Linked DNA regions of Mus musculus: all the other regions are linked to region 4. A link is a loop called in an ENCODE intact Hi-C map of the cell type or tissue named here. Cell type or tissue: heart. All regions are shown on one strand. Region 1 holds the start of n-TRtcg1 (a tRNA gene). Region 2 holds the start of H2ac11 (H2A clustered histone 11). Region 3 holds the start of Zfp322a (zinc finger protein 322A). Region 4 holds the start of Abt1 (activator of basal transcription 1). Region 5 holds the start of H4c1 (H4 clustered histone 1). Region 6 overlaps H2bc6 (H2B clustered histone 6).

Region 1 (4,000 bases), 100 kb before region 4:
AGAATGTGTCTGTGAGAACAAAGCTCACCTGGTAGATGATTGTGGAATTCCAGAACAAACGTGTGTAAAGAATTCATGTTTCTATTTCATTCTTCCTATTTTCCAGATGTTATTCTACTGACAGGAAAGAAAGGCTATGTGAAAGGCCCCTTTCTGAGCCCTAGTAATTGCTTGTTAGTAATCATGAAAGCATCATGAGTTCATGAATGTTTCTTCTTTAAAATTATTATAATACCATTTGTATTCATAAATTAAGTGTAAAACATGATAATAGTCAAAAGTATTCATATTCCTAACTCTGGGTCTTTTCACTTCTTAATGAAAGCTAATTTACACATAGCAATTAAGGACCTTGATTCTGTCAAGAAGCCAGAGGACCCCCACACCCCCCTTCCAAACGTACTGTTTCCTTTTTGAAATGAACAGTATGTATATTGAAAAGTGCTGTGGCATCAAGTTATAAGAATCAACGAAAGTAGGAGAACATGGGAGGGTGGCTTTGTCACGCCGTAGGGTCTGTAATAAATGAGTTTGTGAATGATGAGCATTAATAAGGAAGCAGTTCTCAGTCTATGCAAACTGCTTGCTTAGCCGTGAATTGCAGTACCGAAATAACTCGGTTCCAGCTTTTCTAAATCTGACCATGTGGTCTCAAATAATCCGTAGGATCTCCTAGCGAGGACCGCATTGTCTTTTATAATGTGCAGAGCCCAGCAGACGGTTCCTTTCACTTCCTAAGTCTTCTGGACAAGAGCTGCCTCTGTGACCACGTGGCCTAACGGATAAGGCGTCTGACTTCGGATCAGAAGATTGAGGGTTCGAATCCCTTCGTGGTTACTTAACTTTTCTTTTTTTCTCTGATTTCTATAAGTTAAATTATAACGTCCGATCAAAAAATAAAAAAAGACTCCCTCATTTTCTGGGTTTTCCGAAATTCTTGCTTGCTTCAGTCAAAGGGAAAGGGGAGACCATTTTCGACACCTTAAAGCAGTAGTCCTCAACCTTCCTAATATTGCGACCCTTTAATACAGTTCTTCATATTGCAGTGATCCCCAGCTATAAAATTATTTCGTTACTACTTCATAACTGTAATTTTCCTACTGTTATAAATCTTAACGTAAATATCCTGATATGCAAGATATTTGCTATACGAGTCCCAATGCGGGGGTCGCGACCCCCAGGTTGAGAAACACTGCGAAGAACTGAGTTCGAGAAAGACAAGAATCAACTGAAATGAGGCCTTTCGGTATCTTGAACTGTCAGGTTCTCCCAGGTTTAGACTGGGCCTCTGGGCCTCAGTTTTGATGGGCTGAATAATCCACAACCCCTGCATTTTTGTTGTGCTTTGAGATAGGGTTGCAAGTAGTAAAGGGTGGCCTCCTGACTGTGTCATGCACTCACTCAGGCCTGCCGCATCACACCTAGCAGAAATGGGATTTTGATACAAGAAAATAAAGACGTGCCTGAACCAAAGTGTTCCCTCTTTTCTTCTCTTCCTGTTGTACAGAAAGAAAAGGCATGCCCCATCCAGAAAACAACACAGAGGAAAACTGAAAGCAGAACAATCTCGGATACCCTGAGTGTTCAGTGGTCACTAGACGCTAGAAAGTTGTCCCCAATTCAGAAAATATGGTATTTACACCCTTTGATAAATATGTGAAACGTGTTACTTTAAGGCGGGGGTTCAGAAACACACACGCTCTGAAGCTCTTTGGAGATACATGGAAAGTGAATGAGTGGGGGAGGTAAGGGAAGAAGGAAAAAGAGGAAGAAGGGAAGGCAGTAAAAAGAAAGGTGGGAGGGAAGGAAACGAGAGGATGTGAGGAGAGGAGAAGAGAGGAGAGGAGAGGAGAGGAGAGGAGAGGAGAGGAGAGGAGAGGAGAGGAGAGGAGAGGAGAGGAGAGGAGAGGAGAGGGACGAAGGAACCGCAAACAAGCCATCAATTGTAAAATAGTAGCACTAACAAATAGCTAAATGTCCTAAACACAGACCCATCCATCCCATCCCACCCTGACTCCATATGATGACCACTACTTTCCCACATATAGCTATAGTCTTACATTATTGTTTCAGCTAGATAAAAATGACCAGGCTATCCAAGAATAGTTTCTGAACCAACTGATTCACATTACATTTTACCTCCGTTGTACTAAACCACTAAATTCCGTTTTGCCTAACTGAGGACATGTTTCTGTTGGCCGTTGTTTTATTGCTAAGAGGAAAATAATTAGATCAAGTGAAATGTTCAGTAAAAGGTCAGACAGGGACCGGGTTCCATCTCCCATACCATAGGATCCTTCAACCACATGCCTTGGTGTCTACGCAAAAAAACTTGGAAACTGCTGCTCACAGAAACTTGCACGTGAATATCTACCAAGGTCGTCCCTAGCTTCCAAAATGCCAGACTTGTGGGCCCTGGGCATCAATCTCACAGTTTCACATAGCCAAGGAGTGCTTCAGGCCAGCCACATGAGGGCGCCAGAGAGACACCAAATCCTTATCCATAATCAACAATTTTGACCAGTTTTTTTCCCTTGGCAGTTCTGGGAACCAAACCCCAGATTCAGGGTCTTGCTCAGGTAAGCAAGTTGCTCTCAAATTTGAAACAAATGGGTCATCTATCTTCCATATAACACTTGCCTCTGATCCACCACTAAACCAGATCAAGAGCAGGTGGGTTAAACATTTGAACACACGCTTTGCAAGGCACAACTGTAGCAATCTTTTCCAATTTACTATTTGTTTAACATTACTATACTTTCATTTACTTGGGAGAAATAGAGAACTAAAAGACAATATTCGATGTCTTTTAAATATAAACGGGGAAAAAATAAATATTCACTTACTGGCTTTACCAGCCTTTTCACTGTGGTTTTCTATTCGTACAACACACACTTGTACCTTTCTGTGTTATAAATGTTAATGGTCTAATAGTCTTTTATTTACCATAATGCATGTGACCAAACCCTTATTACATTACAGTTATAAGCAGTGCTGCATTATACATTCCTACAGTCAGTAAATATATGCACATTGCAATGACCTGCTCATTGTAGAGGTTGCCCCAACTGGATCTACTATAGGAAGGAGAAACGATGGACATGCATACAGAAAAGGCGGGACGTCACCGGTTGTGCACGCTGGTGAGATGCACAAAGAGCAACCAGGAAATGAATGGACTTGTTGGATACAGCTGGAGGGAAAAAGGCAGGCAGGTTAATCTTTTGTTAAAAAGTTTCTGCAGTGTTAGGCTGTAAGAATCTGGAGGAAGCTGTGGTTAATAGTTTCTTCATGCAATTAGCTAAAGGGAAATCTTGACGTATATATATATATATATATATATAGAGAGAGAGAGAGAGAGAGAGAGAGAGAGAGAGGGAGAGAGAGAGAGATATGCTTGCTATAACTCTATGTGTTTGTACTTGGATTCTTCTCAGTGAAAGAACTGAATATAGCTCTGATAACCACAGCACCCATTAGTCTTTCAATTGCAGATTGAATATCTGGTGCTTTATACTAGATTTAGTTCCAGCACTGAAGATCCACCACTGAGACGGAGCAGGAACACATCACTTCCTGTTGTTATAGTGGACACTGCCGAGTGCTTATGGTGTTAGCATGTATCATGCAATATACACAACTAGCCATGTTTGAATAATTGTTTCTTTGTTTCTTTCTTTTGTTATTGCTGGGGATCAAGCCCAGGGTTTCATTTAGTGATGGGTAAATGGCTTACCTTGGAGAAAAATGCCCAGATCCTAAATTACTTTTAAAAATAGAAATGAGTATAATAAATAGTTTGGCATTAACCTGCCCCACAATGAATTTCACTCTTGGAAGGAATGTAAATTAGATGTGTTTTCCCAGAATATCATTGACAATTTACATCAGAAACTTAAAGCCTGGTCTGGTGGCTAACACTTGTCATCCCAGCATTTGGGAGGCTGAGGCAGGAGGACCACCTTGAGTTGCAAGCCAGCCTTGACATTATATATCCTTT
Region 2 (4,000 bases), 1.4 Mb after region 4:
ACTCATCTCTGTTGCTTCTGCCCTGGACTCAGCACTTCATAGCTGGCTGCCACTGTGGAAGTAAAAGTGAGAGAATCAACACAATGAGTCGTGGGGAGTCCAAGAGATCCCCATGTACCACCTACCTTCTCACCGGGTGTCTTCAAGTCACAATTCTTGGTACTTCACTAACTTATCCAGATTCTATTGCCTTAGTTGGGGGTTATTATTGCTATGATAAAGCAAATTGTGGAGGAAAAGTTTTATTTGGCTTACACTCTCACATCATTGAAGGAACTCAGGAGAGAAAATCAAACAGGGCAGGATCCTGGAGGCAGGAGCTGTTGCAGAGGCCATGGACTGGCTTACTTCCTGTGGTTTGCTCAGCCTGCTTTCTTATAGACCCCAGGACCTCCAGCGGAGTGGTAGCCCCACCCACAAATGAGCTCAGTCCTCCCACATCAGTCACTGGTTAAGAAAATGTCCTACAGGCTTGCCTACAGCCCAGTCTTATGGAAGTATATTCTCATTGGAGGCTCCCTCCTCTCCGTTGACTCTAGCTTCTGCTAAGTTAACATAAAACTAGCTAGCACAAATACACAGTGCCAGACACCTCTAGAACCTAGAGAACTTAAGTGATCAAAATGTTCTAACTCCATTTCAAAATATGCCATCCACCAAATCCAACTCCCAAGGTATCTAACTTCTAATGGAAAGAGTGGGTAAGTTGAGCCAGTGAGCAAATGAACAAGGAAAGAACAGTATGCCAAATCCCAGATCTTGGGATAAAAACTGTGATATCAGTGGGGCGCATAGATGACAAGATGTCAAAGAAGACATTGTTCTTAAGATGAGTTTCTGTTGTCAGGACTCAGAAGTCCTTCCAGACAGAGTGAAGGCCCCAATTATAAAAGAGAATAACTATGTGTCCGCCCCACAGTGATCCCAAACACAGGAACCACTGTCCGTCCTTCCTCTCAAAGAGAAGAATCGGGCTTTTCTTCAAAGAAGATGCAGCAGCCATGCTGTAGGGTCCCTTCCAAGATCAGGTAATTAGTGTACTAATAAACTACTAGCGTATTTTGGTCACATTACTCATAAATAGAAAGGGGTTCCTTCCAAGAAGCTAATGAGAAAAGCAACAGGCAGAACCACATTAGAAACAGCTTTAACCGCAGTCATTTGAATCCATAAAGCAGGCTAAGAAGAGCCCTGATGCTTGTCTTTACAGGTTGTACATGGGTACATGCCTAAGTTGTCCACCTGAAAGAAAGGAGCCCTAAACTCACAGATAGACAGGTTGAGAGACTGACTCCACCTTTGGTTGAGTTTCCCCAAGATGTCATTTGAAGGTGTTAGGGTTATCCTGGGGATAGGGCCTTGAACTCAGAGTCATTGTTTGTTCAAGTCTTTTTTTAACCAAGGTTGTGCCTAACCTGGAAGTCTGACTAGAGTTTAGTATAGAAGTTGAAAACCCTAAATGACATATATTCCATCACCAAGTAAGTAAAGGACAAGAGACATTGGAGTCTGCTGGGAAGACTCTGACATATGCAGTTAGACTCTAGCTAATCCAAACTGTGTTATCCTAAATGGCCACAAGATGGAGACATATCTTTTCAACTAATCTTCAACTAAATGGAAAAATCTGACAACTCTTCCCTGGAGCCAACAGTTCCTTTTAGCTCTCCTTTTTGTGATACCCAGACACTGAGCTACAAGATTTGAGACTACACTGCTGGACTTAACCTAGAACATTGAGCAGTTATTTAGATTATTTAGAAATGTGCTTATTGACAAAAAGAGAAGCTGTTCATTACTGAGACTGGATCTATTCCACTTTAAAGGGGTAGGTTTGGCTCGGGGAGACAAATTGAAGTATAACTGATGAAAAAATGTGGTATCCAAGTATCCATTACATTCTTCAGCAATTACCATCCACTTCCTATAGTCGTTACTAATGGCTTACTGAATTAGGAGTCTAAAGACACTCAGTTGAGTTATATGAAATCCTAATAGCATCTGAAAATTCATTGAGCTTCCTGTTCAGTTTATGGATAGTACAGGCATATCCTTCTCAGGAATAGAGTACTATGTTTAATGGTCTAGGGGTAACAACTACCAACTAAAATTAAAGGACAAAAAAAAAAATTACTGTAATGCAAAGTAACTACCCTGTATACCAGTATTCAGATACCAACCTGGCTGTGGTCAAACGCCAAAAACATAAGTTAGCAGTAGACATGCAGCAGCTCTCTTTAAAAATTGTGCGTGGCTCTGAAAAGAGCCTTTGGATTTGGTGTCAGCCTGGAGCGCTCACTTGGAGCTGGTGTACTTGGTGACGGCCTTGGTGCCCTCCGACACCGCGTGCTTGGCCAGCTCCCCGGGCAGCAGCAGGCGCACGGCCGTCTGGATCTCCCGGGACGTGATGGTCGAGCGCTTGTTGTAATGCGCCAGGCGGGACGCCTCGCTCGCGATGCGCTCGAAGATGTCGTTCACGAACGAGTTCATGATGCCCATGGCCTTGGAGGAGATACCGGTGTCGGGGTGCACTTGCTTCAGCACCTTGTAGACGTACACCGAGTAGCTCTCCTTGCGGCTGCGCTTGCGCTTCTTGCCGTCCTTCTTCTGGGCCTTGGTGACGGCCTTCTTGGAGCCCTTCTTCGGGGCGGGAGCGGACTTCGCAGGCTCAGGCATAGTGAAGCAGGACCTCTACGTAGAGCTATACCACAGAAGCTGATCGGCTCTTCCCTTTTAAAGAGGCCTTATTCAAATAAAGCTTAGGAAAGCAAAATGATGATTGGGTGATTGGTTTGATGACGTCATATAGGCTTTGGCCCAATCAAAATACTTGTTGCTATAATCGCTTTCCATTGGTCTAGATGAAAAGAACGCAGCCAATCCCGAACGTTCCTTTTCGCGCCCAGAGAAAACTATAAGGACCAAGCTCTTGCTCTTTGGGAACGTACAGTTGTCACTAAGGCTGTTTAATCTTTACAATGTCTGGACGCGGCAAACAGGGCGGCAAGGCTCGCGCCAAGGCCAAGACCCGCTCCTCCCGGGCCGGCCTGCAGTTCCCCGTGGGCCGCGTGCACCGGCTGCTCCGCAAGGGCAACTACTCGGAGCGCGTGGGCGCCGGCGCCCCGGTCTACCTGGCGGCCGTGCTGGAGTACCTGACGGCCGAGATCCTGGAGCTGGCGGGCAACGCGGCCCGCGACAACAAGAAGACGCGCATCATCCCGCGCCACCTGCAGCTGGCCATCCGCAACGACGAGGAGCTCAACAAGCTGCTGGGCCGCGTGACCATCGCGCAGGGCGGCGTCCTGCCCAACATCCAGGCCGTGCTGCTGCCCAAGAAGACCGAGAGCCACCACAAGGCCAAGGGGAAATAAAACCCTTTATACAAAGCACTGTTGATCGCCAACAAAGGCTCTTTTCAGAGCCACCTAACCTTTCCTAACAAGGGCTTAGCACTTAGCTTTCTGGAAAGGAATTGAACAGACTCACGGGCATAGCGCCGTAGGTTTCCTTTTTAGCAAGTTAGGCTAAATTCCAGTTTGTCATTAGTAACTTGTTTTTGCACTGAATGGAATGGAATGGAATTAGAATGAAAACATTTTGTGGCCGTCTATAGTTAATGAGCCAGCGTCTATATTCATAAAGTCAGTGCACAAGGAAAACTAGGCCACCACATCTTTGGCACTGGTTTGGGCGGGCTGTCCCTAGAGACTCAATATTAAGTCACTAAGTAGGATTAGGCCTTAGGTTTCTTAAAGGAGAGGGTTTGTATAGTGTGCATCTCAGCAAGTAGAGTCACTTTTCCCTTGTGTCCTGTAGAGCCATCCTCTACCTCCCGTGTAGTTTTAACATTGTAAACCTCAGGTAAATACACTGTAAAATCTGGTTTCTTTGAGACTTCTAACTGGAGTTCCTCCAGCATTTATAATCTTTTGTTACCTTAAATACATAATTTTGTTTAGTTTTCCTGTGCTAGAATTATTTCTGGACCTGTGTGACTTAA
Region 3 (4,000 bases), 56 kb after region 4:
AGCTTCCCGTTATTAAATGTATAAGTCGGCAAGTTAATCTTCCGGTTTACAGTGGCTGTTAAGAGTCTATGCATGGACCTTGGTAGCTCTACCAAGCTAGGCTCAGCTACCTGTCTTCAATTTGTCAAAAAGACAAGCAAGACAAAGCAGTGAAAGCGGTTTACTCAATATGGTCACACTAGGAAGAGGAGTAAGTAAAGGGGTTCAACCACTAACACGACGTTCAGAATATTTTAAAGGTCATGAGATGTGCATAAGTAAGGAGTCCTGGTAGCTACAATCATAAGTAGCCCCACTCATCACAGTCAGGACTGTGTGAAATCCTGCCCTAACTCTCCCACTGGCCAAGGCCCTAGTCCTTTCCTTGTTCTCAGCAGAAGACTCCTATCACAATTCCAATCCTTTGAGTCCATTGTCTCAACACTCTTATAGCTGAAGGGGATGGCATAAACACATACTCTCCTGCAATAACATGTGTACATTTCTTCCTAATATAGCCATACACAGCTCATTCTATAGTGTGATTCGAATTGTGTTTGGTACATCTTACACTAAAAACAGTTAATAAAAAGTTATTTAAATATTAAAATTAGGGCTAGAGAGATGGCTCAGCATTTAAGACCACTTGCTCTTGCTGATGACCCTGGTTCATTTTCCAGCCAGCACTCACATGGTAGCTCATAAACCATGCATTATTCCAGTTCCAGGGGATCTGACATCCTCCTAGAGTGCGCGCGCACACACCACGTGCACATATATGCTGATAAAACACCCATACATAGAAAATAAGTCTAAGAAAAAAAACTTAAATATTTGAATGACACTGGTGGGATTTTTTGTCTTAAAATTTTAATTTAAAATAAGCTGCAGAAATTCTGCAAATTCTGAAAACAGGAATTAGTGAATTCAGAATACATAATTGCCATCCTCAGACCCTAACTCTAGAATTTAACAGCCAATCCAAGTTCTTCTCCAGACCAGAGAATTCTAGTACTCACTTCCCATGTGAGGGTTTTTGTTATATACATGTGTGTATGTGTATAGTATATATATATGTGTGTGTGTGTGTGTGTGTGTGTGTGTGTGTGTATTATATACTTATTATTGTGTATGCCTGTCAGAAGACAACTTTTACGGTTAGTTCTCTCTTTCCGCTTTTGACATTGGTCTCAGAGATCAAATTCAGGTCGCGAGGTTTTATTTAGCAAGAAGCACTCTTTGCTCCTCACTCTCGACAGAAGCCATCTCGCCAGCCTACATACATTTTTTTTTTCAAGTAGGGAAAATATTGACTGTTCTTTTTTGTTTTTTGTTTTTTTTTCTGAATCTGTCTTCAGCCTAGAATCGCAATCAGAAAGGACAGAAATCCTTTCAACACGGTTTCCCCGCAGCTTTCTCCAGCAATAAGGCCACGCCGCCGCTGCCTATTCAAAGCTTCTCATAGTTTGCTGGCATGAGTGACAGCACCAAAGAGCCTTTGTAATTCTCCACTTCTCCGGCTTTTCAAGGTATTTAAAACCGAGTCCGCTGCATCTATCCTTGAGACACTACTCCTAACTCTTGATTTGAACAGCCGTGGAGAAAGAAAACAGAAGTTCAGAGCCGCAGTACCGGGCGCAGGGCACGGTTTCAATTCAGTGGGTACCGGAGCTGCTGCAGTCCCAAATTCCAGGAGCTGAAAAGGTAGTTGTCGGACGCGAAAGAGCCAGGGCGCAGGCGCGCTCAGGTTCCGCCCATTTCGGGAGGTCCGGTGCTTATTGGCCCGGAATCCCGGTGCAGCCCTATGAGGGGTAGTTACGTGCCTCGGGGCGTGGCTACGCCTCCCTGTCCTTGCTGGTGAGAGCGGTTTGTCTTGGCCTTGTGGTGTGCGGGGACCGCTTCTCCAGGTTGGTATCCGGCGGTTGGCTTGCCGACCTCTCAGCATCTCGGCCCACTCTCCTTCCCTAGGAGACCGTGGGACCGAATCGGCCATCGCCGAGTGCTCGGCCCCGGAAGCTCCGGCTTGAGGGTCCAGTCACCGGAAGTGCCGCCCTGGGCGGCGGAGTAAGCGTTCAGCGGGTCCTCGAGGTCCTTGGCCGTGAGAGGGGTCCGGGCCAGGCGCGGCGCCCTTCTTGTCGCTGTCAACGAAAAGTTGGGAGGAGAAACCTGTGAGACTGTCCTGGAGGTAGTAATGGAGCCAGGCTCGAATGCAGTCTGGAGCCTTCCTGAATGTCTAGACAACCATGGGCACTGGGGGGACCCTCCCCCAGCCTTAAGGGCGGAGATTAGTTGAGTTCCCCGGAATCTGCAGAATCTGTTTGCTCAAAGCATTCCATAGTCATTTATTTTTAGCAGCCTTGGTCCTGTGTAACATTGCATTCATGAATCGTATTCCTACAGGTTTTAGTGCACGAGGAATGAATCCTTGATCTCAGAAGTTGAAATAATAATGCGCCTATCAGTCACCTGAGCGTTTGAGGTAGAGGTAGGAGGATAGGGAATTAAAAGCCAGTTTAAGCTGCCTAGCGATTTTGAAGCTAGCCTAAGCTACGTGAGACTCTCCCCGTCTTAACAGCAAGAAAAACAAGGCCCAGGGCTTTGTTCTGAACTTAAAAATCTCTCAGCTAGAAGAATTCTTGTTATTTTGTGTAGAGCAGGTCAGAAAGAAACGGCTTCTTGAAGGAGGAACGGAAACATTAGAATGAGCAAAATTTTGCTGAAGGATGATGTCAGGATTGGAGAGTGCATGGGACATTATTTAAATGGCCTACTGTTAAAAGGAAAAATGTAAGCTTTGCAGTCATGCTCATTCAACATTGCTGCTTTTTTCCTCTAGGAGAGGGAAGAATTAAATATTATGAGTACTTCTGGATTAGAGACCTTGTGGATCTGAAAAAAATAAATCGTTGGGTTCTTGTTAAGGTAAGTGGCATACATCTGTTTCTATATAAATGTGAATTTTGGAGTAGGGATGGGACAAGAAAGAAGGTAAAACATACTTGGGAAAAGGAAAAGGGTCTTTCTGGTGACTAACATAGTGGCCCTTTGATAACCTTTCAGTACACCTATTTTTCTAACAGGCATACACAGCAGATTTGCAACAATTGTCCTTCTTTTGATTTACCATACAAAGAAGGCAGTGTGCCCAATGCTCAGACAGGCTCTAGGATGGATATTTAAACCTGGCTCTGTTACTTAACTGCCTGTGAGTTCTTGTGTAATTAGGTAACTGTCATAGCAACAGGTTTTCTATCAGTAAGATGGTGGTAATATTTGATTTTACAGTGTTCTTGGGAGGATTAAATGTCCATAATCCATGTAATCAATGAAAATTGAGGCAACCCCTGGTCTGAGGCTGTACAGCAAGTATGGTTTTTAAGACAATACGTTAAATACTTACTGTTTGATCATCCCATATATCCTTTAACCGAAAAGAATCTTGAGCTCTGAAGTTTTGTTGCTTAGCCTGTCTATTTGAACTTTTGTCTGCTCTTCGCTTATGAAATGGAGTCTGGTGTTGCTCGTGAAAAAAACAAAACAAAACAAAAACCAGAAGTCCTCCCTTCCTAGGAGGGGTAAAGGAAGCATGTTAGAGACAGTAGCCTGGAGTAAGGATTTGGAGGATGGGTTTGTGTTTGCCAGATGCACATTGGAGACCCAAGGATAATGATACTCCTTTTTCAGTCTGAGACTTGGCTACTTGTTGTTTTTTTAATTGTTTAACAGATGCATTCTAAATGTTACAGATATTGCAGTAACCAAAAGACAAAACCCTAACCATAGTAGATGTTATGCTCTAGTAGGAGAGACAGACAAGGGAACGTACATAAAGTACATCTCTTAATGTTGGATAGTGATGCTGTAAGGTGGTGTGAAGGGCCATGAAGGTGTGTTGCTTTTTTAGGTAGTAAGTTTCAGGCTACTTAAATCGGATAATGGAGAAAGCTACATTGAGGAACAGTGGTTCCTCTACCTAAAGTAGAGGATTTTCTACCTAAAGTAGAAAAACAACATATTTTGA
Region 4 (4,000 bases):
AATGCAGCACCTTCCTTTCTTCTCCATCTTCCAAGAGCTGTGGAAAAATAGTGTGTACAGCACCTGAGCTTTGTTTATTTTACCCTAAATCCTACAATTGAGTATTTCAAGTGACATTGGTTCACTGCATTCTCTGAAAGTCCTAATATTCCCACCATAGTGAGACCGTTTCAAAAGATCATTCCTTCGAGCCGGATTCGAACCAGCGACCTAAGGATCACCACATTAGTAGTCTACAGTCCTCCGCTCTACCAACTGAGCTATCGAAGGAAGACGCTGAGTCTTTTAGCATTTGCAAGAAACATTTTTATACATGTCATAATTCATAATATTCAAACTTTTCATAACTCACATATTCCATGAAAATATCCCTGGATGGCTTCTTGTTTTTCATAACAGATTCATTTTTTTTGTCTTAGGATCAGGAAACTGAATGGCACCATAGGTATTTGCTGGCCGAGCATGACAGCACACTTAAAATGAAAAAGTTAACATTTTTGCTTGATTTTGTGTGTGTGTGTGACATGTTTCATTTATTTGCTCCACTACAATTGTGGAAAATAGTATGGACTACTCCTGTCCTACTTGTCAAAGGCCTCTTAAGTTTTGTGTCTCATGCATTTGTGTTTACCCCGGGGTTTTCCTTGTTCAAAAAGGAGAATCACAAGTTTCCTTGAAGTGGGCAATAGCTCTGCCTCAGGATGGTAGTTTGTCTATGTTACCACTGACATTTTCACTCACTTTTAATAAAGGAGGTGCTGAGACTGGACAGCACAGCAGGGAAGTGCAACAGAGGGAGGTGAGCCCTGCCTGGAAGGGCTCGTGAACATTCTTAGGAGCAGTTTTTGGAAATCTATGTAAAACACTTATACATTAAAAGCACTCAACTCAAACCTGTTCTTAAACAACTGTTGAGGGATCACTAGCTAACTTAGTTTTAGAATATCCTAGTGCCTACCAAACATTTCCTTGTATTTCAAAATGAATCAGAATAAGTCAGCCAACTATTTTACATATCCTAAAGGGTAGCTGGGCGTCTTCCTTCGATAGCTCAGTTGGTAGAGCGGAGGACTGTAGAGTTACTAGAATAGTGATCCTTAGGTCGCTGGTTCGAATCCGGCTCGAAGGAACGATCTTTTGAAAAGATATCACCATACTGAGAATCCTAGGGCTTTTAAGGGTTTCCAGTGTACCAATGTCACTTGAAACACGCAGTTGTAGGATTTGAGGTAAAAATAAACTTCAGGTACACTTAAGGTGGGAGCACTTAGATTTTACGAAATCGAGACTGGATCATGGGAAGGCGTAACGATGAAAAGATACCTGGCACGACTATTTCGCATGTTCACTCATTGACGACTCAATGATTCTTCACGATCCTCTCTATGCTCATATATATACATAATTTTAATATATAAATTAAAATTTAAAAGGGTCTCTTGTAGCCCAGGTTGGTCTGGAACTTCCTTTCTTCTCCATCTCCCAAGAGCTGAGGATTACAGGATTGCCCCGACTTCCAGTTTACTTGGCATTTATTTGGCATTTAATGTGTACAAATATTTCATTAACAATAATTTCAAGCACGTGCAAAGTACAGAAAGCCACTTAGCCACCACACTCTTGTGTCTTCTTTACATGTGCCCCTCCCCCAGTTCTCAATGTTTTGAAGTAACTATAAGACGCTCTCAAGTGTCATCATTGTTGGTGAAGTAGTCAGTTAAAAGTTAAAAGTAGGGGTCTTTTCTCTCCATATTCACTTTTCATAAAAGGAGCAGAGGTAACCAACAGCAAGTTCTCTTCAATGCAAGTCCCCAAAGTCAGGTTTAGTTATTAGGTCCTCAGAAGCACCTCAGCTTTACAAATAACGCCCAGAGTCTGTGGACACAGTTGCCCTGTCTTCTATATGTCATCGTGATGATGAAGGATAAAATATTATGTAGGGCCTTGACGAGGGACAACTTGAGTCCTCAGGATCATCCTGCTCTCCGTCCGTCCGTTAAGCAGGAGGGGAGGTTAGTACATCATTTCTAGCAGAGGCATCATCGCTCGAGCGTCATCAGCTGCTGTGGCCCGCCTCTGCGTTGGCCCTGGCGTGTAGGTCCCAAAAGCGAGGCGGCCTGCTGATGTGCGGACCGCGCCCCCTGGCGGCTGGTCCGAGGCTGAGACCTGCAACCCGGACCTTTCGCTCATCAACTTGCACAGATTCGAACACAATAGTACTCAGCTTTTTACTCAAACAGTTACAGATTTAAGTATTCACAAGGTGAAATGTAAAATTACTAAAGGCGCGTTTAAAATTTTAAAACCGCAACTCCAATTAAAATCCCAAAAGAATGCGTGCAAATTTATAAGCTGCTTCAAAAACTTTAATTTTAAAATGTTAAAACTTCATATAATTCAAATAATAAAATAAAAATTCAAATAATATGTTGAAACTTCAAATAATTAAAACTTCAAGGCTCAGACTGAAGTTTACAAGTTGAACTTCATAAAACTTTTTAAAATGTGTGTTAACCTTTCAACCACATTCGCACCACAGACCTGGAAGAAAATGCTGTTTTGGTCTCTACAACACACTCTTTCAACACTCTGTTCTGTAAAAATCCCACGAGAGGCACCAGGGTACGCTCTTGATGCATGGAGGCAAAAATCATTCATGCACATTTGTAAAAAAAATAAAAATATTCCGTGAGAGCTTGCCTCAGATGAGGGCTGCGCGCGACGGAAGTATTTTACCGGGACCCAGGTCCTGCGGCTCCCAACCCTTCTCCTCAGTCCAGTCTGTTGGCCTCGCCCCTCCCGCCCCGCCCAGTCTGTCTCTGCCCCGCCCCTCCGCACCCAGGATTTACGTCATTTCTTGGCCCCGACCGCAGATTGGCTCGCAGGATGTGCGTCATCAGATGGCGACAGATTCACGGCTGTCGTGCTCCCCAGATCTTGCCATGGTGAAAGCGGGAGAGTTGGTGGAGCAGCAAAAGGCTGCGATGGAGGAAGAGGCGAATGCAGAGGCGGCGGAGGATCAGGAGGAGCCCGAGGACACGGCCTGCAGCAGCAGCAGCAAGAAGAAGAAGAAGGTAGTTCCGGGGATTGTGTACCTGGGCCACGTCCCGCCGCGATTCCGGCCCCTTCACGTACGCAACCTGCTCAGCGCCTACGGCGAGGTGGGACGCGTTTTCTTCCAGGCCGAGGGTAAGCCCTGCGTCGAAAGGAGAGGTGACGATGCGGGCAGCCGGGCGCGACTCATTTTCTTGGCTGTACACGAATGAGGCGTGGGGTGCTGGCTCTTGGAAGGCTGTGGCCCCTTCCTAGCTGCTAAGTGTGTAGTACTCACGTCCTTTAGGTGGCAGGCAGGGGCGGGGAAGGGAAATGGAGAGGGTGAGTGGATAGAGAGAGTGGTTTAATAAGGCCTGAAAGAGACCCACGATCTTCTCTTCTTTCTATTTCTTAAAATTTTATTTACTTACTACTTTTTGTAGCTGTCTTCAGACACACCAGAAGAGGGCATCAGATCCCATTACAGATGGTTGTGAGCCACCATGTGGTTGTTGGGAATTGAACTCAGGACCTCTGAAAGAGCAGTCAGTACTCTTAACCACTGAGCCATCTCTCCAGCCCTCTCAATTTTCAAATAGTCCCTGAAACTGTATGATTAGCCTCCTTCAGCCTCTTCACCTTTGTTTGTTTGTTTGTTTGTTTGTTTTTCGAGACAGGGTTTCTTTGTAGCTCTGGCTGTCCTGGAACTCACTCTGTAGACCAGGCTGGCCTCGAACTCAGAGATCCGCCTGCTGCTGCCTCCCAAGTGCTGGGATTAAAGGCGTGCACTACCATGCCTGGCTCTCTTCCACCTCTTGACATGCACAACTTGGAAATGGAGGTGGGGACTGGTGTTGTTCTTGGTGCTGTTCTAATGTTCAAGAAGTTGTCATTTGAAGGGAGGCATGAATTAAGGAAAGGAGGAGCTGCCCCTTACAGACAGCCGTGTTTCATCAATCCCTGTAAA
Region 5 (4,000 bases), 340 kb before region 4:
ATTCCACCGACCTAGCTTCGTGTTTTTGCAGGTAGAGGAGGCGGCCTCAAAACTTCTCCGGCTGGCTGCTTGAGGTGGAATTTCAACCACAGCAGATTCTCCTTGTACTCTCCTGTTTTATCATCAGAAAGTGGTAGATGCCTATCAAAAAGGAGCTCAACTAGTGAAAGGTGGCTGTAAATTAGTCAATTAAAACCCAGAAAGCCAGCTTGTGGGCCTTCTCTGCGGGTTTCAGTATTGATTCTTGGCAGTAATGGGAGCAATGTATCGTTACTTTATATTTTAGTTATGCAAGAGGCTTAGTGTTCTTTTAAGGAGTGTCAGCTTGCGACAGTGATTTCATATTGTGAGCCAGTAGTGGCTCAAATAAAAAGAGAAAAGGCAGGACACGACTTTTCCCAGGATATGCAAGTACACAATAGCTCTGGGAAAGTCTTGCCCATTTTTTTTTTTAAAGAATTTAAAAGTGCAATCCTAACATGGTATGACGATTTCTATAGTTTATAGTTAAAAAATTGTTTTCGAACGTATCAGTGATATCTGGCCAAAAATGCGTGAAAGTATTTTGAAAATTCAAGCTCCAAATGCAAGAACTCAAAGCATCCATACAAGTACAGCCATTTAATGAAGAAATGCTCAGAATAACCCGAGTCAGACGTCTGTACTTTTACTCCCATGTTTCTCTCCATTTCTTTACAGTGTGGGTTGCAACAAAATGGAGACTTTCCACGCAAATGAAGAGTTCTAAATCTGCTGTTTTAGTGGCTATTTACGAAAGGCAGTAAACCAATCAAAAGGTAGAATCTGGCCTACTCTCCTTCAATGTAGAAGTCACATTGTTACATTTCAATAATGAAGATAACAAGATTGTTCTCTATTCTTCAATGCCACTAAGTCCAAGCTGCAATGTGTTTGGAAGCAGATGTGCTGTAGAAGATAACAGTCACTGGAATTTTATTCCATTTACTTTAAAACACACACATACAAAAATAAGTACCGCGGCAGACTACCTTAGCCTCAACTGCAGTTCTTAAACATAAACCAATCAGAGTCTTAAACGTCACAGATAACCAGTATTTTCATCCAATCACTATCCTTTGCATACTATAAATAGTAGTTCTGAACTCACCATCTCCAAGTGCTCACCAGCTTGCTTTCTAGTTTTTGCTATGGCTCGTACTAAGCAGACCGCTCGCAAGTCCACCGGCGGCAAGGCCCCGCGCAAGCAGCTAGCCACCAAAGCCGCCCGCAAGAGCGCCCCGGCCACCGGCGGCGTGAAGAAGCCTCACCGCTACCGTCCCGGCACCGTGGCGCTGCGCGAGATCCGGCGCTACCAGAAGTCGACCGAGCTGCTGATCCGCAAGCTGCCGTTCCAGCGCCTGGTGCGCGAGATCGCGCAGGACTTCAAGACCGACCTGCGCTTCCAGAGCTCGGCCGTCATGGCTCTGCAGGAGGCCTGTGAGGCCTACCTTGTGGGTCTGTTTGAGGACACCAACCTGTGCGCCATCCACGCCAAGCGTGTCACCATCATGCCCAAGGACATCCAACTGGCCCGCCGCATCCGCGGGGAGAGGGCGTAATTGTACAGTTCCGTACAGTTCTACGGAATTAACCAAAGGCTCTTTTCAGAGCCACACACGATTTCAAGTAAAATGGCTGTAATTTACTCCATCCTTAAACGAACCTATATATTCCCTAGTGTCTATAACGGTGGATATTCCCCAAAACTTGAGTTTATAACAGCCCAAAGTTGATATCAAGTACAAAATAGGTCAACTGATTGTCTGGTTTTACCCGTGGAATATGCGTAAAGTGTACAGGTCGGATCTCTGACGTGACCTACTCGCAGGCTTTCGGTCCTTATAGGGCTCCGATCCAGAGAGGGGTCTGTGATGTCACTTTTCCCGCCGTCCGGCTTTCGGGGCGGGGCTGATGGGCGAGATATGTGACATCACTTTCCCGCCGGCGCGCTTTCTGGTCGTGACTGAGGGGCGGAATTTGTGAAGTCACTTTCCCGCCGGCGGGCTTTTGCGTCTTTCCCGGCATGGCTGAGAGGAGGGATCAGTGATGTCGCTTTCCCGCCGGCGCGCTTTCGGGTCTTGGCTGAGGGGCGGGGTTTGTGATGTCATTTTCCCGCCGGCGCGCTTTCGGGGCATGGTTGATGGGAGGGATTTGTGACGTCACTTTCCCGCCCGGGCGCTTTCGGTTCTTTCCCGCCAGGTCTTATTGGCGGGGTTTATGACGTCACCGTCCGGCGGGCGGGTTTTCGTTTGTGTGATTCTGTTGGGGGTGGGAGATCAAGGCCAAGCAGCTATATAAAGGACCGACTCTCAGCTCTGACTCCATTTTCCATTCTTCCTAAGACATGTCGGGTCGCGGCAAGGGAGGAAAAGGCCTGGGCAAAGGCGGCGCTAAGCGCCACCGTAAGGTTCTCCGCGATAACATCCAGGGCATCACCAAGCCCGCCATCCGCCGCCTGGCCCGGCGCGGGGGAGTGAAGCGCATCTCCGGCCTCATCTACGAGGAGACCCGCGGTGTGCTGAAGGTGTTCCTGGAGAACGTGATCCGCGACGCCGTCACCTACACGGAGCACGCCAAGCGCAAGACCGTCACCGCCATGGACGTGGTCTACGCGCTCAAGCGCCAGGGCCGCACCCTCTACGGATTCGGCGGCTAAGACTTTTTTAATTTGTATTTTCTAACCAAAGGCCCTTCTCAGGGCCGCCCACATTCCCTGAAAAAGCGCTGTAATACTGAACCACCTAACAGCTTGGGCATCTCAGAATATAGAGAAATTGAGTAAATAAACCTTGAGTGCCTTTGGAGAATTGTAAGGTCAAGTTTGCACCATTTTCTTGGAAAAGAAATACTGCCTTATTAAGTGTGCGCAGCTAAACTCTGTTCCTTGAGGAAAGCCTGAGTGAGGGATAGGAAAGCAGTTAAGCATGGTTCTCATCTAACCACATTAAAAACGTCTGTAAGTCCGGGCGGGGTTCAAGTAAAGTCCATGTAAGGCAGAACTAAACATTCCTCATAATTCTCAACCATTTGCCCTGAGATGTGGCCTTTTTGCCAACAATGCAATGGCAAAAATTGTTTTTTGTTTTGTTTTGTTTCTCTTTCTCAGAACAGGCAGAGTCCCAGCGGATTCATGTCTTAACATGGTGATTACACAACTAAGATAAATGGCATTGTATTTGAGAACTCTAATGCCGTGTAAGTATAGTAGCTTCCATTTCATGACCCCCTTTACAGCTTCACCCCGTGGCCAAGGTTGGTAAAGGCAGGGGTGTTCTTGGAATAGCTTCCTGTAGTCTGATTTTTGTTAATGTGATTGGCCAGTGTAGGCAGATTGAGGAAAGCTGCTACAATTTTGGGGTGAAGCAGTGACAGTTTGAGAGCACAGGTGAAGGGGATGTGAGCTCACTTTGTGACTGAAAATAGGAAAATAACTTTTCCTGCAATGAATGGCCTAGACAACTTGATCCTTCACCCAAGTTCTAGCATTACTGTTTACCACCACACCCAGCTTGCTGGCACTTTTTTGCCTTCCTCCTCCATCTTCATCTTCTTGTGGTTTTGTTGTCTATGTATTTTTTCTTTCGATTGTCTTTATTTTAGTCATCATTTAAAAAGGAGAGTTTTGAACCTCATCCTGTCGCTATTAGCTAGGTCTAAGTATCTCTCCTTGATTTGGGAATTCCTGTTTTCCAACCGTGAATTTCTGGTAGAAAAATGAACTATTCAGCATAGCTTCATCTTAAACTAATGCATATAATTCATGGATAATACATCCTGGAAAGTTTCAGGAGGAGAGCAGACAGAAGAACAAGAAAATGTGATCTCTCTTGATGGTGATTGATCATTTTATCCCTCCTCTAAATTCCTTTGGGAGGTATTTCTTTGCTATTAGGTAATGTGCCAGCCGCTCCCTGAGGCCAGCAGAAAACAATGGATTCTCATGAGCAGTAAATGTCATGTAGATGCAGATCTTGGATCG
Region 6 (4,000 bases), 170 kb before region 4:
GTAAAACCCTGACTAGGACAACTAGAAAATAAATTAACTAATAAAATAAAAATTTTCTCCCTTGTTTCACTTTACTCTGGCTTCTTTGCTATACTGTATGCTTTATATGTCTCTGCTGGTGTTGCTCTTTAATTAGATTGTAAGAAAAGTACAGTGTATATGATGCTAATTCTTTACTATCGTGCTATTTTTTTCTGAAGCCAATATCAAATTATTCAAGTTATGCTGTGTGTACTTCAAAACATTATTCTCTGTGTCTTAGGGTTTTACTGCTGTGAACAGATACCATGACCAAGGTACCTCTTATAAGGACAACATTTAATTGGGGCTGGCTTATAGTTTCAGAGGTTCAGTCCATTATCATCAAGGTGGGAACATGGTGGCAAACAGGCAGGCATGGTGCAAGAGGAGCTGTGAGTTCTACATCTTCATCTGAAAGCTATCAGAATATTGGCTTCCAGGCAGCTAAAATGAGGGTCTTAAAGCCCACACCCACAGTGGCACACCTACTCCAACAAGGCCATACCTTCTAATAGTGCCACTCCCTGGGCCAAGCATATACAAACCTTGACACTCTGTATCTTAGCTTGTCTGTTGTATTTAAATCTTTTCTAATCTTAGATGCAGTTCATTACCTGTTACAGTAATTTCTAAGGGTAATATGTTGAAAGGTTAGCCCACAACAGAAAGTATAAAATCACTTTTTTGGCATATTTTGTTTTATTTTGTGTATGCATGCATGTGACAGAGTGAAGGCCCATTAGAAGGCAGATAGAAAGCTGGGCAAGGGTTTCTGGAGTGGCCTTGCCCCTTTGATGTGGGCTGGCTCTGGAACAAACATTTTGGAAGAAGGTAAGGAAAACAGGAGGACCCAGGGGACTTTGGAAGGCCTAATATGCATCCCAGCCAATGTGATTTGCAACTCCACATTTTTTTCTCACAACCTTGATGAAGCTTTTATCCCCCAACCCCTTTTTGCCTTTTTAAATTTTCTTCCTTTTCTCCTCTTCCGCCTCCTCCTCCTCCTTCTTTCATTTTTCTTCTGCATTTATCCAAGATAATAAATTATTTGTGAATCCTAATACCGTGTGGATCCCAGAGATGGAAATCAATCAAGGAGGAGAGCTTGGCAGCAAATGCCTTTGCTTGCAGAGCCGTCTTGCCAGCCTCTGAAACTGTCCTTTTACAAACCCTGCCAGTCTCCTGCGGCGTCATGGTTAGGCGCATGTTGCACGTTATTGCTGGATCACTTCTGCTTGCTCCTGTTCAAATTGCCCGTTTGTATTTACTCAAACCACAATAAGTCATTAGTTTATGGCTTCTGAGAATTTCAATCTCTGAAATTCTTTGCTTGTCTGCGGAAGTGTGCAGAAATTTCTGTTGATGACCAAGGGATGCTCCAAGCTGTCTGTTTTTCACTTTGACATCATGAAATTTATTTTTAACCTTATATTTCAACAACCAGAGTCCTTGAGGATGAGTCTGTCACGTAAGAGGCACACGATAAACAGTAGTTCAATAGACGACTTGCCTACACCTAAACAATTAACAACAACAACAACAATGATAATAATCAAAGGTTGCCAACTGAACTTAAAAACATAGTTGATAGCCTAAAAGAAAAAGCGATTTGCCTTTGGAAACCACTAGGTGGCGCTGCGAGGCTGCATAATTTTAATGCCAGGGCCCTTGAAACTCCACTGTACCGTTTGGATCCAGCTTCTTCCTCTGTCCTCTGCCAGTTGTATAGACAAACAGACTCTGAATTTACCCTTGATCTGAGTGTAGGCATCTTCGTTCTGAAAAACAAAAACAAAAACAAAACAATAACAACAATCCGAAACTCTTTCCTCCAGCAGTCAAAAATGAACTCTTAAATCTCAAATCTCTTGGTGACATTTACCCAGAAGTTCCTAGCCTTTATGTTCATTACCCTGTTTAGGTCTTAAGTCTATGTTGTTCTGTGGCATTTCAAGGATTTCTGTTGTTATATATAATTGTTTATTGTTTTTTAAGCAGGCAAGGATGGGTTGTGCGGGTGAAGATTTTCAGAGTATCTGGTCTTCCTCTCTGTAAATTAAAATCCTTATCGTGTCCCTTTCTATCATTAACATGTTGAGCCTTCATCTTCTGTCTGGTGCTAAGATAGCTGTGTGCCATTCTCCTGTAAACACTAACCAGGTGTTGTTTATGTCAATGCATGAGTTGTTTTCAGGCTGATAGACTTATATTACATACATTTAGATAATTATTGTAATATATAATTAATGTGCATATAGGTCCCTTATTTTAATACACAACATATACATACTCCAGATCTGATTCATTTTTAGAAGGCAAAGGCAAACGTAAACCTTCCTTCTCTGAGTTCTCACCCATAAAGGAAAACCTTGGAACGTATCTTTAAGTCAATGTGATATTTAAGTTTTACTTAGTGAGGTGGGGGGAAAAAAAGTTGTGAATGTGGGGGTAGATTTCACAGGGCAAACTTTATCAGAACAGTAGTCATGCTTGCAAGCATTCTAGCCAATTGTTTTGATTGGATGCTTGGTTGACCTTTGGGTTTGCTTTCATTTTTCATTTCCTGTAGCCCATGCTGGCCTAGAACTCGCTATGTAGCCAAAACAGCTTTGAAGCCCTCATCCTTCTGCCACTACCTCCCAAAGAGCTGGAACTAAAGCATATGTAGCACAAGGACCTGCTCCGATGTACTCTTCAAACTAGCATCTTGTGGTCTAGTAAGACACTACATTGCATCAGCAGGCAATGGGGACTTCAACAGGAAACAAGCAATTCCGATTGGATCGGGAACTCTGCAGTCTGTGCACGAACAACACACATCACTATAAATCACTGATAATTTCCACTAACTCTGCACTACACTAACGCAATACCAAGTGTGTTTCATAGTCATTTATACACATTAGGCCTAGCATGTTTTTAATGAGATATTACTTGCTCCACCTGACAATACTGACCGTGATGTGAGGTGACCCTGAAAAACAACAGCAAGTAAAGACATCCTAAATGTCTTAAAATGGTTTTGGTTTGTTTGTTTGTTTATTTGTTTGTTTGTTTTTGGGTTTTGTTGTTGTTTTTCTGGGTTTTGTTTGTATCTTGTGGAGTTTCTGATTTAAATGGACATTTTGCTTTGTTTCCTGAGCCAAACACAGACTAAATTCTTATTCTTTCCCTTGTAAATAATAACCTGACCTGTCTTACAGATTAATTTACAAAGTGCTTCTTACTCAATTTTAGTTAAAAATTCTTCTTCATGCAGGCCCTTGGAATCTCACCTCCTCTCCGTCTGAGCCTGTGTATGTTCCCACCTTGAGTATCTCTATGAGACTAGCCTGGCTTCCAGCTAAAATGTTCTTTGATCTACTGTTCTGCCAGGCTATATTCTGTTGCGCTTTCCAACATGGGGTACCTTAGGACCATTTCTGCTCTTGGTGGGAAGTATGGGGAACGAGACAGAGTATCTGGAAGAGGAAACGGAAGAAACTGATGTTACAGGTTTACCAATAAACTTGCTTAGAAGACATTAAGTTGTGCAAAAGTAAAACTTCTCTACAGAGCAGGCCCCTCTGCCAGTCAGTTTGGAGAGGGCAACCCTGCTGACAGGTGCTAATCAAGCCCTGTACCTCTTATCAGAAAGAGCATTCTGCTAGGCAGGCAGGAAAACCCTGGTTGGCAGCTGTGTGGGAAAGGCTGCCCTACTCTGTCTCTAGAAAACTGTAACAATGTTTTATACTGCGAAGGTCCCTACGTGTTCAAAGACCAAACCTTGGGATTTTACTCTATGAAACATGGTAATTGATCAAAGTGTAACCTGGGGCCATAAACCTATATAAACCGTCAAGGATTTCTGTTCAGAGAAGTCATGAGCAATCATTACAAGTTTTTTTCTTATTAATCTCTACGTGCTTAGGGTGGTTACACACTCAGTAGGTGTATTCATTCTAAACAGAACAAGCGTCATTGAACTTCAGTCTTTCCA

What was found. Peaks named below come from ENCODE experiments on the same cell type or tissue, not always from the same donor. Only the 100,000 strongest peaks of a DNase experiment are listed, where the experiment ranks them.
Region 1: a loop joins it to region 4, with 6 times the contacts of the local background. A loop is called at or near these places in 37 of 42 quality-filtered maps.
Region 2: a loop joins it to region 4, with 2.3 times the contacts of the local background. A loop is called at or near these places in 14 of 42 quality-filtered maps.
Region 3: a loop joins it to region 4, with 4 times the contacts of the local background. A loop is called at or near these places in 4 of 42 quality-filtered maps.
Region 5: it touches region 4 in a loop (6-fold over the local background); 6 of 42 quality-filtered maps call a loop at or near these places.
Region 6: a loop joins it to region 4, with 10 times the contacts of the local background. A loop is called at or near these places in 24 of 42 quality-filtered maps.

What each region holds. Positions count from the first base shown.
Region 1 is chr13:23,523,293-23,527,292 of GRCm38, reverse strand. It overlaps Gm11335 (predicted gene 11335), which reads left to right. Exons shown (of 2, transcript NR_167693.1): 2 at 1-919. It overlaps n-TRtcg1 (a tRNA gene), which reads left to right and starts at 765; the gene lies at 765-837. In heart, a CTCF peak has its summit at 2,471 (motif pointing right); DNase peaks (open chromatin) are centred at 732 and 2,452; H3K4me3 peaks cover 2,085 bases; H3K27ac peaks cover 795 bases.
Region 2 is chr13:22,041,906-22,045,905 of GRCm38, reverse strand. It overlaps H2ac11 (H2A clustered histone 11), which reads left to right and starts at 2,957. Exons shown (of 1, transcript NM_178186.3): 1 at 2,957-3,428. The coding sequence starts at 2,979. The coding sequence ends at 3,371. H2bc11 (H2B clustered histone 11) reads right to left here and starts at 2,708. Exons shown (of 1, transcript NM_178198.3): 1 at 2,248-2,708. The coding sequence starts at 2,676. The coding sequence ends at 2,296. In heart, a CTCF peak has its summit at 1,579 (motif pointing right); a DNase peak (open chromatin) is centred at 2,875; H3K4me3 peaks cover 2,370 bases; H3K27ac peaks cover 2,052 bases.
Region 3 is chr13:23,367,021-23,371,020 of GRCm38, reverse strand. It overlaps Zfp322a (zinc finger protein 322A), which reads left to right and starts at 1,813. Exons shown (of 5, transcript NM_001111107.2): 1 at 1,813-1,886; 2 at 2,816-2,901. The region is part of intron 3 of 4930586N03Rik (RIKEN cDNA 4930586N03 gene); the gene reads right to left. In heart, no CTCF peak of the experiment used is centred here; a DNase peak (open chromatin) is centred at 1,720; H3K4me3 peaks cover 2,910 bases; H3K27ac peaks cover 2,196 bases.
Region 4 is chr13:23,422,775-23,426,774 of GRCm38, reverse strand. It overlaps Abt1 (activator of basal transcription 1), which reads left to right and starts at 2,909. Exons shown (of 3, transcript NM_013924.3): 1 at 2,909-3,189. The coding sequence starts at 2,943. It overlaps n-TYgta3 (a tRNA gene), which reads left to right and starts at 1,041; the gene lies at 1,041-1,129. n-TYgta4 (a tRNA gene) reads right to left here and starts at 270; the gene lies at 183-270. In heart, no CTCF peak of the experiment used is centred here; DNase peaks (open chromatin) are centred at 2,094 and 2,864; H3K4me3 peaks cover 4,000 bases; H3K27ac peaks cover 1,516 bases.
Region 5 is chr13:23,759,523-23,763,522 of GRCm38, reverse strand. It overlaps H4c1 (H4 clustered histone 1), which reads left to right and starts at 2,274. Exons shown (of 1, transcript NM_178192.2): 1 at 2,274-2,728. The coding sequence starts at 2,366. The coding sequence ends at 2,677. H3c1 (H3 clustered histone 1) reads left to right here and starts at 1,137. Exons shown (of 1, transcript NM_013550.5): 1 at 1,137-1,638. The coding sequence starts at 1,170. The coding sequence ends at 1,580. In heart, no CTCF peak of the experiment used is centred here; DNase peaks (open chromatin) are centred at 1,182, 1,492 and 2,162; H3K4me3 peaks cover 3,331 bases; H3K27ac peaks cover 3,791 bases.
Region 6 is chr13:23,595,830-23,599,829 of GRCm38, reverse strand. All of the region lies in intron 1 of H2bc6 (H2B clustered histone 6), which reads left to right. It overlaps Gm33387 (a long non-coding RNA gene), which reads right to left. Exons shown (of 3, transcript XR_873173.2): 2 at 1,707-1,799. Among named protein-coding and RNA genes, the nearest start is that of Gm33387, 6.5 kb to the right of the region's middle. In heart, a CTCF peak has its summit at 1,629 (motif pointing right); a DNase peak (open chromatin) is centred at 1,659.